Linked DNA regions of Mus musculus: region 1 is linked to region 2. Evidence: chromatin contacts called from ENCODE Hi-C or POLR2A ChIA-PET data. All regions are on one chromosome and are shown on one strand. The core of a region is the stretch at or near the end of the contact, and the rest is flanking DNA. Distances in the headings are between cores, read along the strand shown. Region 1 holds the start of Plaa (phospholipase A2, activating protein). Region 2 holds the start of Caap1 (caspase activity and apoptosis inhibitor 1).

Region 1 (6,218 bases), core at 3,341-5,840, 46 kb after region 2:
GGAGCAATGCTGCAAATTCTGGATAGAAAATTACTTCAGGATCAGAACTGTGTAACCACTACAATTGTCATTACTCTAGCAAGACAGAAAAGAAAATGTTTTCAAACTTGCAAGTCAAACAAGCAAGCACCTTTGTTATTGATAACCTCCATTCTGGGAGCGCCTGGATTGCTATAAGGCAAGAGATGAGAAAAACCAAGAAAGTGAAAGCTACTGTCTAAATAACAGAAATCCAACACCAGCAGTCTGAAGAAAGGGACAGTAAAGTTACCCAAGACTACCTGTGCCCTAGTAACGGGAGAAAGCTTTCACTGTCAGAAGAGGAAACCTTAAATTATCCAACGTTTTTAATTGTTACTTTAAAGAATTTGAAGTAGGGGGCTAGAGAGATGGCTCTGTGGTTAAGAGCACTGACTGCTCTTCCAGAGGTCCTGAGTTCAATTCCCAGCAACCACATGGTGGCTCACAATCATCTGTAATGGGATCAGATGCCATTTTCTGGTGTGTCTGAAGACAGCTATAGAACTCATATACAATAAATAAATAAATAATTTTTAACAAGATGCAGAAAAGGAGTGTAATTCTCTTTAAAAGAAAAAAAAAAGAATTTTAAGTAGACTTAAGATAAATACATAGAGGTGTTCGCAGCCTTTGCCGTGCCACAGCCGCTCTCCAACGCCGAGCTCCAGCCGAAGGAGAAGGGGGGTAAGTAAGGAGGTGTCCATACCATGGCTCGTACAAAGCAGACTGCCCGCAAATCCACGGGTGGTAACTCACCCAGGAAACAACTGGCTACAAAAGCCGCTCGCAAGAGTGCGCCCTCTACTGGAGGGGTGAAGAAACCTCATCGTTACAGGCCTGGTACTGTGGCACTCCGTGAAATCAGACGCTATCAGAAGTCCACTGAACTTCTGATCCGCAAGCTCCCCTTTCAGCGTCTGGTGCGAGAAATTGCTCAGGACTTCAAAACAGATCTGCGCTTCCAGAGTGCAGCTATTGGTGCTTTGCAGGAGGCAAGTGGGGCCTTTCTGGTTGGCCTTTTTGAAGATACCAATCTGTGTGCTATCCATGCCAAACGTGTAACAATTATGCCAAAAGATATCCAGCTAGCACGCCGCATACGCGGAGAACGTGCTTAAGAGTCCACTATGAGGGGAAACATTTAATTCTCAAAAGAATTTTTTTTTCCTCTTCTTCCTGTTATCAGTAGTTCTGAATGTTAGATATTTTTTCCATGGGGTCAAAGGTACCTAAGTATATGATTGCGAGTGGAGACATAGGGGACAGAATCAGGTATTGGCGTTTCTCCACGTTCATTTGTGTGTGAATTTTTAATATAAATGCAAGATGTAAAGCATTAATGCAAGCAAAATGTTTCAGTGAACATATTTGAGCAGTTCAACTTTATAACAATTATAAATAAACCTGTTAAAATTTTCTGGACAATGCCAGCATTTGGATTTTTAAAAAAATAAGTAAATTTCTTATTAACAGCCACTAAATGGTGTTTATAGCATTTTTATCACACAGTAGATTCCATCCATTCACTATACTTTTCTGAGTTGTCCTACATACAAGTACATGTTTTTAATGTTGTCTGTCTTCTGTGCTGTTCCTGTAAGTTTGCTATTAAAATACATTAAACTATATATATATAAAAAGATAAATACATAGAAAACTCAGTAAATGGAAACCAAACCAGAGGGCGAAAAATAGTAATAAACACTGATTTAGTCAAGCTAAGCAAAGGTGAGCATACAAAAAAAGACAGACTAAATGGGGGTGGGCAGAAAATAGGTAACACTAATTTCAAATGTTCCCTAGCAGAAACAGATAATTCCTTAAAAAAAAAAAATCAACACATAAATATTGCAACACTGCAATTTACATTGACATAGGAATAAAACACAAAATGAGCAGTTAGATAAAAACATTGCCTCTGAGAAAAGGAAATCTGGGATGGGAGAGAAAAGAAATTGGCTTTCCTAGCTAACCCCATAGAACCGTCTTGATTTAGGATCCCAGGTGCTCAGTGTTAACCAGAGGGAGACACTTTCGAACTAGCAGAGTCAAGAAAGATAAAATGTAAGGTCATAAATTTTAAATTGTATCTCCAAATATGGGTAGCTTTCAAGAGGCCAATCAATACAAAGACAAAGATGCTGAAGCCATACCTCATCTCTCGCACCCAGAAGTCTGTGACAGAGTAATGGAGTCAGATTTAGTGTGATGCCAGTTTAGAGAGGTCTGAAGCCGTGTGAAACCACAGCAGGCTGCTGGTCTAGTTCATAAGACCACGTTTTCTCTGCTAAGCTGTACCTTTTGTTTTTTTCAGTGGACTTTGGCTAAAATCTAGCTGTTAAGTCCACCCTAAAACCCATCTTTTTACCTCCTAAATTCTCCCACCACTCTCTTGGTTCATCAACTACAAAAACAGGCATCCTTTAGAATAGGTACTCCTTAAACCAATGTTTTCATCCTTTTAGAAAGATATATGCTTCTACTGGACTTAGTTTCATTTGTTGGCCACTGAATTTAGGGTCTTACGTAGGCCAAGCAGTGAGCTACGTGCTATACCCCAATATTTCTGAAGTTTATTTAATGAGAACAAGGACTGTTTTAGAGGTACAATTTTCACCAATAATTATAATTATTCCTAGTTTTATTAAGCGGTTTAGGATATTAGACTCTGAATAGTTGGAAGAGACTATGTGAGGCCATATCCAATTCAACACAGCGGTTGGCTCTTGAACATTCTTACTCTACTCTACCATCCTCCAGTGGCTGCACTGCAAAAGCCATCAAACAAATCTACTTCCATGCTTTGCCTTTAGACTTTTCTTTATTCTTTTTTTTTAAGATTTATTTATTTATTATATGTAAGTACCCTGTAGCTATCCTCAGACAGCCCAGAAGAGGGCATCAGATCTCATTACGGATGGTTGTGAGCCACCTTGTGGTTTGCTGGGATTTGAACTCAGGACCTTTGGAAGAGCAGTCAGTGCTCTTAACGGCTGAGACAACTCTCCAGTCCCCAATTCAAGTGTTTTTCCATATAAACACTACAACCTGGCTTCTGCTAGCCTTCAGGACCTGCACTCACGGCATACTATGTCTTCTGCCTCTCTGGAACGTAGCTCTCCAACTACAGTTTTTCCACTTTAAAGTTCCCCCAGTCCACCCTTCAAGATCAGCTTACTCAATCTAATAAGAGATATCCGCTTCAACACACACACAGGAGAAACACCTCCAAGAAAAAAAAAAGGTTCCTACTAATATCTTTCCGGTCTAACTCTATATTCTCACGAGAGAATATAATAAAGTTCTGTAAACAGAGAGCACCTGTCCTCCTGTCAGTGATGTCTTTCTCCCCAGGAAATACATATATATGTATCTCATCATCTAAATTCAATTTACCTTCCCAAAATCACTAGCCTGTTTGCTGTCATAAAATTTTCGACTAATCAGGGCTTTAAACGCAACCTCTGATATTGATTTGGGCTGGATTTTAACTTTTTGGTTATTTTATTTATTTATTTATTTTTGGTGGTGGTGGAGTGTGTGTGGGTGGGTGGGTGGGTGGGTGGGGGGGAATTGAAGGCAGAACTTCAAAGCAATGATAATTTTTCCTCCTCGAAAAAACAGAACATTCCTACACAACGATAACATTTGAGGAGGTTCATCCTCTCCTCCCCAAACAGACTATAACTTGGACAACCAAGAGAGGACACCATGTGTAATTCTCTGTAAAGCAATTACTGAGAATTATAGTCTTCAAAAATTTAAATCTGAGGGATGACTACAGAGCAACTCCTAAGATCGGAGCCCGAGGGGCAAGCCAGAAGTTTTCATCGAGCCGAAACTGGGAGGGCGCAAGCAGCAATAAATACTAAAGACTAAAAGAAACCTAAGGGGTTATCTGCCAAAGCTGAAGGCCCTTAAGGTGTTTTAAGATGCTCGTCCAAGGTCAAGTCGCCCGTTAGTGGTCAAGTTAGGACAGCCAGCCAGGTCCTCCAATCCTATCCATACTCATTCCCCCGAAATCTTGTCGGTTTCACAGACAGCGCCCGAAAAGCCAAAGCTCGGGACTCGGCAGGGAGGCAGGAGCAGCGCGGACACCAGGAAGAGGGAGAGATTCAGGGCAGGGAAGGAGGGTCACTCCTCCCACGTGTCTGCAAGCCTGTGGTCCACCCGCGGGCGGCGGGACTAGCAGCGCTCACCTGTCTGGAGCCCAGAGGCGGGTGGTCCGATCCCGGGACACAGACACAAAGGCTCCCGGCGGGTAGAGGCAGCACACCAGGCCCCTCACGTCCAGTTCGTGGCCCGGGAGCGAGCAGCTCAGCCGGTATCTGGAGGCGCCGCTCGCCATGGCCAGCGTGGATCCGGAGCCCGGCCCCCGGGCACAGCGCGAGACTCGTCCACAGGCCCGAGCCGGCGTGCGCCAGGCTGCGGCCCGAGACCCGCCTGCAGGAGAGGGGCGCCGGAGACCGGAAGAGCCAGTCAGCCGGTGCGGAAGGACCGCGGGGGAAGGGGCGCGCCGAGCCGCCTGAGTGACACAGCAACCCTAACACACACGCCGGAATTCATCATCCGCCGCGGCCCGCGGTGACGCAGAGTGTGTGCGTCGGGCTGCTGAGCATCACGGACCGGGCCCTCTATCCTTCTGCGCCCTGGATCGCCGGCCGAAGAAGGGACGGTGAGATCAGGAAATTCTGCGTAGGCGCCGGAGGTCTGGGTCCGGTCGGAACCCGGTCCATTTCAGAGAACAACCGAAAATCTGTAGTAGTTGGAGGAGGGTAAATCGGAACTACAAATCCCACAATGCCGAGCGTCCCGAGTGACTCGCCGGCGCGCTGAATCCGGATGTTTTAAATCTAGGTGCTCGTTTGACTACTCTGAGTAGTAGAGCAAAATTGCTTGTTTGCCTTACGCCACGATTTGTTTGCCCATTTTCTGCTTGATTCTGGAGAGTCTCCCAAGATTTTCATCAGTTAATTGTTTTTTTTTTCATTTAAGATGACTGAATCTGAAGCCAAAGTGGGAACTTTTAATGAACTTGCCTTCACCTCAAGCTACCCCCTATAATACCAGATTTTGCAGAATGATCGGGTGCCCATTCTCCCCTAACGTGACCACTGTTTGCCCGAGGTTTGGCGCAGAAGGTCTAAGGTGAAGCAGAAAATGCCTTTAATTATTTAAAAGGTCTTACGGTAGCTCGGGCTAGCCTAAAACTCGTGGTTCCTTGCTCCAGTCTCTGAACTCTGAAATTACAGGTGAGAATATATATTTTTAGCCAAACCCCGATGGTGTAGGTAGGAGTCTCACTACATTGCATTGAGATTGTCAGTCTACATTGTAGTAAAGTTAGCTTTCCGTATTGTAGCACGGCATCCATCACACCACAAACCTTTGTTAAGTTGCCAAATCCAATTTGTGTGTTTTTCTTCACTCTTCTTAAAACTTTCATTCTAGGCTTGAAATCACTATTCCTCTGTGTGTGTGTGTGTTTCTCTTGACTTTAGCTCTGAAATGTATTATTCCACTTTGTTCGGTAACCCCAATAGCTTTTCGTTATTTATTTTTTTATGTCGATTTATTTCATGAATGTAGGTATACTGTCGCTGCCTTCAGACACACCAGAAAGTGGCATCGGGTGCCCATTCCAGATGGTTGTGAACCACCATGTGGTTTCTGGAAATTGAATTCAGGACCTCTGGAAGAGCAGCCAGTGCTCTTAACCACTGAGTAATCTCTCCAGCCCCAACAGCTTTTCGTTCTTGAGAATACACTGTTGTATAAGGCCTTCCCCATTTCCCTAATTTATTTTGCTAAGGTCTTTTCCCTTAGGTGTGTGTCTGCCTCAGCCATATTGAATTTGCCATCTTTCTCTGAACATACCATGTTTGAAGTTGTTGTTTCTAGATTCCTAAAACAAACAAAAACTAGTGCTATGAGAGGCTGATGCAGGAGGATCATGAGAATGAAGCATAGCCTATCTAATGAGGTCTAGGTCATTCTGGCTACAGGAAGAATTCCTATCTTAAGAAAACACACCACCCACCCACCCCCACACACAAACAGACCATACACCACAAATGTCTCACCCGAATTAACATACCACACACCCATTTACATACATCACACACACCACACACATATACACATACCCCTCAACAAGCACACACACATACACACACAATTAGTCTGTAATCTTTTCT
Region 2 (6,740 bases), core at 4,164-6,663:
AGATCCAGTCCACCTTCTTCAAGATCACTGTGCTCTGCCAAGAATAATTCTTTTTCCAGACTTGGTAAAAGATACTTGGTTTCCTACAAGTAAAGAAATAAGGAATCATTAAATAACATTAAACATGTAGAATGCATACATTACAGTTATTCATTCTTCATTAAGCACTGTAAATTTTTTTATTTGCACAATTGTCTATCTAAAGTCATTAGAAAATTTAGTTGTTCATCACTCTTTCTGTTACTCTCCACCCTGCAGCTAACTGAAGGAGTTGTAATAAAAGAAAATCCTCTCGGAATTTACAAATCAAAATGTACCAGTTCCTAACATTTCAGACCTGAAGAATTAGGAGATTCCTTCAAGAATCATTCACCCAAAAGCCAGAAATGCTTTGTCATTCTACTTACATTCATATAAAGAAACAAAACAGCAGCAAATGTTACAAACCACAACTACAAAGCCAGATTCCAACTACAAGCTATCATTTTCACACTATTATATGATTTAATCATATATCAAAAGGTTCAAGTAGTTTCAATAATGTAAGGCATTTCTGACAATTTTCCTTTTAGCTCCCATAACTAGTCAGTCTTTCTAAACCTACTATCAAAACTTTGGCCATAATCTTTCCTTGATTCTTACAGCCATGGAGCTAAGTTCTCCACATCCTATGAATTTCACCCATATGAGATTTCTGTTTAGTTAACCGTTAGCAAGATGAATTTTATAAACTAGGCCTCATGTTGTATACATTCTAAGGCAGTCTTTCCTCTTTCCTTTTCCTACACTACCACATCACACTATTAACAGCACACATGCGTATCTGATACAAATTTGAAAGTCCAAATGTGGTGGGAAAGCAGAAAAGATCTATGATTTTTCATTCTTTTTTCAATTTAAGATTTTGTTTATTGTTATTAGGTGAGTATATCATGTATGAGTTTACACATGTAGAGGGTGAAGGACAACAACTTTTGCGAATAGATTCTCTCCCCCAGCAGTTTCAAGGATGGAACTTGAGTGTAAGGTTTGTGCAGTCCCACTGAGCCATCACATGGGCTCTTAAAACTTCTTTTCGGGGTAGGCTTAAAAGTGTATACCTTTAATCCCAGCACTTGGGTGGGAGAGGCAGATGTATCTCTCTAAATTCAAGGCCAGGCTAACCTACTAAATGAGTTCCGGGTTAGTCAGGAGGTCATAGTGATGCCCTGACTGAAAGCAAAACAAAACAAAACAAAAACCAATTAGGTCTTAAAAGTTTTGATAAGCATATTAGGAAAAATTATGAACTATTATCAAATATATATAAACTTCCCAACTCAACTCACTACAAAACTGAAACTAGGGGCTAACATAACTTTTGATGTACCCCCGCACTCAGGAGGTAGAAGGGAGATGTTTGTCTAGTGAATGTCAGAACAGCCAGGGACACAAATAGGAGTCCTGTCTCAAAAAATAAACAAAAATATCTACCCCAAAGTAAAAATACTTCATACAACACGTAAGTCCGACACACCAAAGAGGGCTTTTCCCAAGACAGCACATATAGCTTACTATCAACTAAACTTACCAATACTTAAACAACATAATTACATTAAGTAGCTGATACAGTCACATCAACACCATGCCAAGAAGCCACATGAGAAAACCAAACCCACAGAACCCAGGGTTGAAAAAATGTTCTTGACCTGAGCAAAGTCACCTTCACATTCTGTCATGAATACACTTACTGGTACATCATTAAACTGTTCCCACTAGAGCTAGATGTGTAGCTCAGTGTTAGAGCATTTGCCTAACAGGTTCAAGGCCCTGGGTTCAATATAGAAGGGAAGGAAAAAGACAGGAGGAGGAAGGGAGAAGGAGGAAGGGAAGGAGGGAGTCTTACTTTAAAAAAAAAAATGGGAAGAGAACGCCCATTATCACTGCTACAATCTAACACTATCCTAGACTCTGATAATTCAAAATTAACAACAAAAGAAGTGCTAAAATTGTCAAAATTCAGTGTGAGCAGAAATATTGCAGAAAATGACTAATAAAAAAATAATGTGACTAGGTAGAAGAAAATCATATAAGTAGTTGAATCCATGAGTCCTAATTAAAACTTGTAATGTGCTGGACAGTGGTAGCACATGCCTTTAATCCTAGCACTTGGGAGGCAGAGACAGGCGGATTTCTGAGTTCAAGGTCAGCCTGGTCTATAGAGTGAGTTTCCTGCCCGGAAAAGCCAAAAAAAAAGTTGTAATGTTAAAAAGTATGAGTCTAGAGAGATGGCACAGCAGTTCAGAGCACTTGCTGTTCTTCCAGAGGATAGGAGCTCTCTCCACATGGCACCTCACAACTGCCTATAACTCCAAGATCTGATACCCTCCCTCACCCAGACATATATACAGACAAAACACCAATGCACATTAAAAATATAAATAAAAATCATTTTAATATTAAAGCACTATTAGCTGGACAGTGGTGGCGCACACCTTTAATCCTAGCACTTGGGAGGCAGAGGCAGGTGGATTTCTGAGTTGGAGGCCAGCCTGTTCTACAAAGTGAGCTCCAGGACAGCCAGGGCTATACAGAGAAACCCTTTCTCCAAAAAAAAAAAAAAAAGATTAGAAGGGGCTGGAGAAATAGCTCAGTGGTTAAGGGTACTGACTGCTTTTCCAGAGGACCTGGGTTCAAATCCCAGCACCCACATGGCAGCTCACAACTGTCTGTAAATACAAGATCTGACACTCTCACACAGACATACATTCAGGTAAAACATCAAAGCACATAAAATAAAGGTAAATAAAAACTTTAAAAACTAAACAATCTTTGAATACAAAACCTATGGGAAGAGAGCTGGCAAGTGCAGGTAAGTGAGCTGGCTCAGCAGTAAGGGTGCTTGTCACCATCCTAACATGAGAGCCCAGTCCTTCCCACGTGCTGGAAATAATACCTGCACGTTGTCCTCTGACTCCACATAGATCGTGCTATATGCTCAATTAAATAAATAAATGTGAAATGTGTGAAGTATTTAAAAAATACAGAATAACTTTTATAAATTTTACAGTCTTCCAAACCACAAAATCTGGAAGGTAAAAGAAAAAAAATACCAGCTCTGGATATCAAAAAAGAAAAAAACAAGACAAAACTCAAGCCCTCCAGCACACTTTAAACCAGCAGTTCTCAACCTATAGGACAAGACCCCTTGGGGAGCGGTCTAATGACCCGTTCACGGGATTACCTAAGACCATGGGAAAACAGATATTTACAAAACAGTAGCAAAAATACAATTATGGAGTAGCAAGGAAGATAAATTTATGGTTGGAAGTCATCACAATATGAGTCAGTGTATTGAAGGGTTGCAGCATTAGGACGGTAGAGCAGTGCTTTAAACCAAGCTATATTAACCATTACTGTATACACAAGTTTAAAACTAACGCTTAATTGAAATATGTATGAGACTTCTCAGTGAAACACTGAATAAAAGGAAGAACAAGCAAAGAATCTATACAACTACACAAGGAATCAAAGGGTAAATAAAAATGTAGAAATGTTCAGTACCACCATTCATCAGGAACATACATATTAAAACAATGTTAGCCGAGTACAATGGCACATGCCTTTAATCCCAGTACTCAGAAGACCGGGGCAGGCAAAAAAAAATTTTTTTTGAGTTCCAGACCAGTAAGGCCCTGACTCAAAAAACAAACTAACAACAACCAAAAAAAAAAAAAAAGTAATAATTACTTGGTCTGTCCATCTGACCACTCTCTAAAAAAGAAAAAACAGGGATGGGAGGGGGACGCACCTGTAATGTCAGCATTCCAAGGCCAGAGGCAGGAGGGTGGATGCTAAGTCTGAGGCCAACATGGTCTAAGGAGCATACATTGAGCAAGTTCCAGGCTAGCAAGGGCTATTGGAGATTGGGGCGGGCGTTGGGGGTGGGGTGGCCATGTAAGGAAGATAACATGCTTGTGAAGACTGGCAGACATGAATATCCATACTATTTCAACTATAAATCAGTTAAGTCTTGCTTTAAAAGTATTTGGTTCTATTTCCTGTGTGTTTTATTTTAAGAGAACAGTTTGGCTTTACATATATAGAGTTTGGTTCATTTGTGCTGTGAAGCCCAAGTGGCTCGAGCATGAAGCATTTGGTCAATACAGCATATGGTGCCGATATGCAGAGCAAGTGGAATTCATCACCTTTTTAAACGTATATACTTTTGACACTGCAATTTCATTTCTGTAAGTCCAAGTCTACGTAACTCTTGCACAAGATCTATGACAAGTTTGTTCCATTTGGTATTGTATATAAAAATCAATAAAACTGAAAACCTAAATATTCTACAATAGAGATACGAGTATACTGGGAAACCTAAAACACACCATGTATGGAAGGAGACCCATTCAATGCGAGAATATACCCAATTACATTCGTAAAAGTAAACAATGAAGAGTGGCTACTCATCCACAGAAGGTATGCATATCAAGAGGCACTACGAAGGGCGTTGAACTCCTGCCTTGATTCTGTGTCCGATGAATTTTAAGAACACAGTCATTTGTTTTACAGTAAGTTACAAACTACTGTTTTAAATAGTGGTATCGCGGCAGGTTGATGATGCATAAGAAACACATTTTGGTCCCAGCTGTTGAATTCAAATGTAGGAACTACGAAATTCTTGCGACTGTGACTGTGGGTGAAATTCCTGAACTTGGGTCTCAGGTGTTTGTTGTTGTGGGTTTTTTTTTAATGTGTGTGTAATGTGAAAATAATCAGAATCTATTAAATAGTGGTGGTCAGTGCTTACACCGGCATTTGTAACTACTTCCCGACCCACAGATCCTCTACGGAGATCGGGGAAACCACAAGTAAAAGAAACCGCGAAAGTTTAATGGGGAAGGAGTACTGATCAGTAAATCCAGAAACTTAAAAGTTTAATACATGGGGAAGAGTTCAAACGGACTCAGAACGGAACCGGCGGCCCAAGGGACCCCGGCACTAACAATGAGCTTCTGCCCGCGCCCGCGCGGCTCTGCAGCCCGGCTCTTCTGAGGGGCCGCAGCTCCGGGAGACGGCGCGAGGCGAGGCACGCACCTGCTGCAGGGAGCCCGAGACGCTGGAGGACGAATCGGTGCTCCTCCGCTTTCGGCGCTCGCTTCGTTCCGCGCCGCCCGCCACACTCGTCCCGCCGCCGGCGACCCCGCAGCAGCCGCCGCTCCCGCACCCACCCGCGCTCCCGCTCAGCACGGGCACCAGGTCCGGGGCTGCGAGCGACGCGGCTGCCTCCTGCCCGCTCCGCTTGCGCCGCTTTTCTCGGGAAGACTTCTTCCCCGTCATGGTCCTCGCGCTGCAACCATCGGCGACAGCCGACCGTCTCTGCAGCAACAGAACCCCGCTTCCGTAGCGGCCGGCGCTGCTGTCGCAGACTTGGCGTCACTTCCGGTCCCGGCGCGTTTTACTACGCGTAGCTTCTGGAGGCGGGGCTCGGATGCGCTGTGCCAGCTGCTGAGGTTGTCTGGAGTTTAAAAGGTGACGTGTGGTCCAACGGATCTGTTTGCTTTTTCCCAACCTCTGGGAAGATTTAATTCCTTTCAGTGTTTCTCAGCTTACAAGTACGTTGGAAGGTAAAATTAAAGTTGCTGAGTCTCCAATTTCTTCTACCTTCGATTCCCTCGTTTGATTCAACGATATAACAATAAAAAGAATTTCAGAATAAAAAAAATTGCTTCATCTCACTACGACCTCATTTGAGCAGGGTTTTTTTTTTTTTTTTTTTTTTTTTGTACACTTTAAGGACTTGTGCAAAAATAACAGTCTTATGCTTCCGTATTTTGTATCATTAAAACTAATTTCGTAGCATGATTTCATGTTACTTTTAAAGGAATGGAAAGGATGTCAGAAGGAAGACAAGTTCCTATAGTATTTCAGTGTTCAACAATGTGAGTTTAGTAGCCCGGCGGTGGTAGCGCACGCCTTTAATCCCAGGACTTGGTAGGCAGAAGCAGGCGGATTTCTGAGTTCAAGGCCAGCTTGGTTTACAAAGTGAGTTCCAGGACAGCCAAGGCTACACAGAGAAACCCTGTCTACAAAAACAAAAACAAAAGAAAAAAGAAAGCAAGAAACAGATAGCCCTGGCCATGTTCAGCCTTCTTTCTTCCCTGTGAACTCTTACAGATGCCTCTGGCTGTTCTCTCTACAATAAAAACCTTTTTACCTATACCATGGAGCGGTCGAATCAGTTTAGTCACAGATAGATACACAGTGGGGCAAGGAATGGCTGGCTGTTCCTGGAGGCTAAAATAGCCCACGATGAAGTAATTAGCCTGTGAACTTACAAAATTCCAACCTCTTCACAGTACTGAAATTCTAATTCATCCATCAGTCTCTGTAGACACAGACTCATTCCAGGTTTGTTTTTTTGTTTGTTTGTTTGTTTTTTGTTTTTGTTTTTTTTTTTCCAGGCTTATTGTTGTTCACAGCCGGACGCAGCTTTTCAGGAGTTTTTATTCACAGTTGTTTTGAGGCAGGTTCTCTCCGAGTCTAGACTGGCCTGCCACACGTACAGCTAAGGATGGCCTTGAACTGTTTCTTTTAGGGTTTGGTTGGTTTGTTCATTTGTTTTTAGATTGATGTATTTATTTTGTGTACATGAATGTTTTGACTTACATATAGACATGTGTACCACACCACTGCCTGGTGCCCTCAGAGACCAAGAGAAGGCATTGAATCCCTGGAAAAAAAATTACTGATGGTTG

The links. A loop is a pair of places that touch in the nucleus more often than their neighbours do. ChIA-PET counts read pairs that join two places held with the same protein, here RNA polymerase II (POLR2A).
Region 1: a map of heart shows a loop between it and region 2 (4-fold over the local background). The contact joins the promoter of Plaa here to the promoter of Caap1 in region 2. A Hi-C loop is called at or near these places in 12 of 37 maps with a recorded cell type or tissue (T-helper 1 cell, T-helper 17 cell, gastrocnemius and 3 more). POLR2A ChIA-PET finds 5 or more read pairs at or near these places in 3 of 5 experiments (Patski and embryonic stem cell).

The regions. Positions count from the first base shown.
Region 1 is chr4:94,598,657-94,604,874 of GRCm38, forward strand. Plaa (phospholipase A2, activating protein) reads right to left here and starts at 4,591. Exons shown (of 14, transcript NM_172695.2): 1 at 4,221-4,591. The coding sequence starts at 4,369. Gm12657 (predicted gene 12657) reads left to right here. Exons shown (of 2, transcript NM_001081019.1): 2 at 702-1,663. The coding sequence starts at 729. The coding sequence ends at 1,139. It also overlaps a transcript of Ift74 not described here.
Region 2 is chr4:94,551,383-94,558,122 of GRCm38, forward strand. Caap1 (caspase activity and apoptosis inhibitor 1) reads right to left here and starts at 5,414. Exons shown (of 6, transcript NM_026368.2): 1 at 5,080-5,414; 2 at 1-83. The coding sequence starts at 5,322.